2 separate regions of the Homo sapiens genome follow, and region 2 is linked to region 1. Evidence: read pairs that join two places in POLR2A ChIA-PET (ENCODE). Cell type or tissue: HepG2. All regions are shown on one strand. Region 1 has its middle 110 kb from the start of INO80D-AS1. Region 2 overlaps INO80D (INO80 complex subunit D).

The links. ChIA-PET counts read pairs that join two places held together with the same protein. Peaks named below come from ENCODE experiments on the same cell type or tissue, not always from the same donor. Only the 100,000 strongest peaks of a DNase experiment are listed, where the experiment ranks them.
Region 2: POLR2A ChIA-PET joins it to region 1 with 6 read pairs; 6 of 35 experiments call an interaction of 5 or more read pairs at or near these places.

What each region holds. Positions count from the first base shown.
Region 1 is chr2:205,970,823-205,973,322 of GRCh38, forward strand. No RefSeq gene overlaps it. Among named protein-coding and RNA genes, the nearest start is that of INO80D-AS1, 110 kb to the right of the region's middle. In HepG2, no CTCF peak of the experiment used is centred here; a DNase peak (open chromatin) is centred at 1,439.
Region 2 is chr2:206,078,671-206,081,170 of GRCh38, forward strand. The region is part of intron 1 of INO80D (INO80 complex subunit D); the gene reads right to left. Among named protein-coding and RNA genes, the nearest start is that of INO80D-AS1, 4.7 kb to the right of the region's middle. In HepG2, no CTCF peak of the experiment used is centred here; a DNase peak (open chromatin) is centred at 1,231.

The DNA.
Region 1 (2,500 bases):
GACTCAGCTTATCAAACCTTCTGGGGAAAAATTTAAGCTTTCCTTTCAGTTCGGTATTGTGAGCAGGACAACAAATTGCTCTGTTGGCTCCAGAACTTCAGGATGGGATCTTGGGTCAATTGATGAAAAGCCAGTGAAGAAAGCTAAGAAATTTTTACCAAGTCAGTTCTCCTGGGTCTCTGTGGTGCCCAGTTGAATGAGGAAGAGTCTTTCTTGGTCTTCTTCCATTTCTAAATTTGGATTAACAGGAAAAAATGTGTACGTAAATTAGTTTTGTGTTGGTTTAAATAGCTTTTGAAATAAAACGCTATTTAGTTGGCAACATTTTATTTTATTTTAGTCATTTTTTTAGAGACAAAGTTGTCCAGGCTACAGTATAATGGCACCATCATAGCTCCCTGTAACCTCGAATTCCCAGGCTCAAGCGCCCCTCCTGCCCCAGCCTCCTGGGTAGCTGGGATTACAGGCACATGCCATGCCACCATATTCAGCTATTTTTTTAATTTTTTCTATTTTTTAACAGAGACAGGGTCTCAAACTTCAAGCAATCCTCCTGCCTTGCCCTCACAAAGTGTTGGGATTGCAGGCATGAGCCACTGCACTCAGCCAAAATTTTTGCTTAAAAAAAAAAAAAAGTAAAATTGTGTTGGTCTTTTTGGGGAGCTGCAGACCTCTCCAGACTGGCTCCTCTGGGACTCATTCTTCCTTCAGCTTCTGCCCCGCCTTTTGCCCCCTTTGATATTCCCTCCAGTTGTCTGATATGGTTTATCTCAAGCCCCTTCTCCTCTATTTGGTGGTCAGTGGATGAAAAATTACAGAGAAAAAACATCAGAGTTCTAGTTATCACATAAAGGGATCTAAAAGAAATTTCTATCAACTGCGAGACCCCTTGAAGAACACAGTTAAGGCACCACTGACCCCCCTCTTTTGAGGTCCCCTGTATTCCTCATGGAACCCCAAGAGTTGTGAATGGGTTCCTTTCAGGTCTAAAGCTCTGCTCTCTTTTGTATTAAACTCCCTAATCTCTATGACTTTTGGATACATACATGTGTACATGTGTGTTGTGTGTTGTATCTACATGTATGTATGTGTCTATACATGTATTTGTATGTTGTCTACAGGATACCAAACTGACGTATAAATAAATGAGTACTCATAAATAACTAGCCAAAATGCTTTTCAAGTTCACATGTAATTTTTGGTAAGTAAAGCTAGCTTTAAATTTTTGAGTAAAATAAAAATGTCTTCAAAATTTAATGTAGACATTTTTGCCTGAGTCTACTGATTAAACAAATTTATGCTGTCTCTGCTAGGTGTTTTAAGGTCAAAAAACTTGCTTCTGTGATACTTTTGATACTTGCTTAACTTGTCTTTGAGCTAACACTGCAGGCTGGCTGTGTTCCACCAAAGCCTTGCAAACATCCTGCTGTGGGGTTTATGACTTTGGTTTTAAGCTTTGGATTCTGTAGTCTAGACAGTTGGCCATGGTGAGGCCTGGAGACATATGTATGTCCACAGTACCTGGGCCACCAGCTGCAGGGAAGAACCAAGCCCAATATGGCTCCATTCTCTCTGGCCCAGCTTGCCTCCTAGCCATGCTATGAAGGATCAGATCCTCCAGATACGGTCTTTACAGCTCTCTCCTTGTCCTGGGCTCTGCACCTGGTACATAACAATGAAAATTGCTTATGCCTGTAATCCCAGCACTTTGTGAGGCCGAGGTGGGTGGCTCACTTGAGGCCAGGAGTTTCAGAGGAGCCTGGTCAACACAGCAAGACCCCATCTCTGTGTTTAAAAATATATATATATTTTAAAATTAAAAGAAAAAATAAAATAAAATTGCTTATTTCAGCCAGGTATGGTGGCTCATGCCTGTAAATCCTAGCAATTTGGGAGGCCAAGGTAGGAGGATTGCTTGAGCCCAGGAGTTCAAGACCAGCCTGAGCAACATAGTGAAACCCTGTCTCTACAAATAATTTTTTTTTTTTTTTTGGAATGGAATCTCGCTCTGTTGCCCAGGCTGGAGTACAATGGCGCAATCTCGGCTCACTACAACCTCTGCCTGCCAGCAGTTCAAGTAAGTCTCCTGCCTCAGCCTCCCTAGCAGCCTGGACTAGAAGCACCCACCACCATGCCCAGCTAATTTGTGTATTTTTAGTAGAGACGGGGTTTCACCATGTTGGCCAGGCTGGTCTCAAACTCCTGGCCTCAAGTGATCTGCCCACCTCAGCCTCCCAAAGTTCTGAGATTACAGGCGTGAGCCACTGCGCCTGGCCCTACAAATAATAACTTTAAAAAAATTAGTCAAATGTTGTGTCATGCACCTGTGGTCCCAGCTACTCTGCCTTTAGCCCAGGCAGTCAAGGCTGCAGTGAGCCACGATCACATCACTGCTCCCCAGGCTGGGCAGCAGAGTGAGACCCTATCTCAAAATAAAATAAAACAAGATAGGCTGGGCACAGTGACTCACACCTGTAATCCCAGCAGTTTGGGAGGCTGA
Region 2 (2,500 bases), 110 kb after region 1:
GCGCGGTGGCTCACGCCTGTAATCCCAGCACTTTGGGAGGCCAAGGCAGGTGGATCACGAGATCAGGAGTTCAAGACTAGCCTGGCCAAGATGGTGAAACCCCGTCTCTACTAAAAACACAAAAATTACTGGGTGTGGTGGTGGGCGCCTGTAATCCCAGCTACTCGGGAGGCTGGGGCAGAGAATTGCTTGAACCTGGGAGGCAGAGATTGCAGTGAGCCAATCGCACCACTGCACTCTAGGCTGGGCAACAGAGTGAGACTTTGTCTCAAAAAAGAAAAGAAAAAGACATGTAACCCTAAGTTATTTTATAAATCTGTTTCCTCATGTATGAAAAGGTACTGAAGAAAAATCAGAAACCATCACAAAAAGTGTGGGTCAAACAAAACATTTCTATAGGCTTTATCTTTTTTTTTTTCTGAGTTAAGTTCTCCCTTTGCCACCCAGGCTGAAGTGCAGTGGTGTGATCAAGATTCACTGCAACCTTGACCTCCTGAGTTCAAGCGATCCTCTCACCTCAGCCTCCTGAGTAGCTGGGACTACAAAAATGCACTACCACACCTGGCTAATTTTTGTATTTTTTGTAGAGACAGGGTTTCACCACTTTGCCCAGGCTGGTCTCAAACTCCTGAGCTCAAGTGATCCGCCCACCTTGGCCTCCCAGAGTGCTGGGACTACAGTTGTGAGCCATGGTACCAAGCCTACCCCAGGTTTCAAACCAAATGTATACAACTGCATATGTGGATTTTTCTGGAGAAGTGTCCAAGACTAAGAACCACTGACTAGCCCAAATTTGTCTACTTCTACCATTTCAGCAGCCGTCTGTGAGGATGAGTCCCACATTTACATCCAGTCCACCTATGAGATCGCCTTACCTCCTTAACATGCCTCTGCCACTGCTACCTCCTCTCAATTGCCATTGCCACCACCTTAGTTCAAACCCTCTTCAAATCTCTTGTCAGGAGCTGCCTCACTGGTCTAATTACAGTCTTGTCCTCCTTTTTCCTACTCTGTATAACTCAAATCCTCTAAATCTCAAGTAATTTATGTGGCCAAAGACTTTCAGGGTCTGCTTGTCACGTAAAAGAAATCCAAACTCCTTCCCCTAACACAGAAACTCCTTAGGACCTGGCCAGACTGACCTTTCCCTCTCACTATTTATTCCCCTCCTCCTCCAACTCCTGGGAGGTAACAGAACCACAATTTGCAACACAGGATACTCTTTTGTCCCTAAACTTTGATTCCTACTTACAGGTCACACCTTATGGAATGCCGAACTCCTCCCATTCGCTTAGGACAGAAACTTCCCCTGCAAAGCCCTCACTTTAAAACCTAGCCTGCCCTTTAGGCCAGAATAGAAGAATATTCCTCCAGGCTAAGCTATTACTTAACATTCACATTGGCATTGTAAATGTCAGCTTATTTTTCTTCTCCAATAGACTAAAAACTCCTCAAGGGCAGAGAACGTGTCTCTATTGCAAAGCTCAGAGCTACAACAGAGAAGCTAATCTGTTAAATGAATGAACCAGCAGCTGCTCCTACCAATCAAGTCAGGTAAACATGCCCAGGACTCTAAAGTGAGCCTATCAATTCTACAAACTGCTCAGTGCCTTCAAAACCATGCAACACTACCGTCCACGGGGACTCACAAAAACACTTCAAAACCTGAAAGAGCGGAACGAGGAGTAAAGCAAACCCACCCTGTGCTCCTTTGCCCTCGGTGTACTTACTATACCTTTATATTGGCCAATTCCAAATTCAAACAGCAGAGACTATGCTAACATGAAGCTGCTGAAATGGAATATACTGCACAATTTTTTACTGGCAAAAATATATTTATTTGCCCCATTAAAGTAATTATAATATTCTCTCTGTACTCAAATACTTATTAGTATTATTAATATATACTGAGGCAAGAACTCATTAAAAATTCACATCAAGAATATTAAAAATCTGGCCGGGCGCGGTGGCTCACGCCTGTTATCCCAGCACTTTGGGAGGCCAAGGCGGGCGGATCACGAGGTCAGGAGACCGAGACCATCCTGGCTAACACGGTGAAACCCCGTCTCTACTAAAAATAGAAAAAATTAGCCGGGTGTGCGGGCGCCTGTAGTCCCAGCTACTTGGGAGGCTGAGGCAGGAGAATGGCGTGAACCCGGGAGGTGAAGCTTGCAGTGAGCTGAGATCGTGCCACTGCACTCCAGCCTGGGCGACAGAGTGAGACTCAGTCTCAAAAAAAAAAAAAAAAAAAAAAAAAGAATATTAAAAATCTTTAGAAAAAAATAGAAAAGTTATGCACCAGAAAAAGTTATGCACCAAGAAAATATAAAGGTTATGCTTCAGGAACCATTCTAAAGGCTTTATGTTCAATTCCTCATTTAGTCTTCACAGCAACCCTATGAAGTAGGTACTATTATTACCCCCTTTTACAGACGAAGAAAACTGAGACTTAATCAGATTAAGTAATTGTCATTATCCAAGGTCACACAGTCAGGATGCA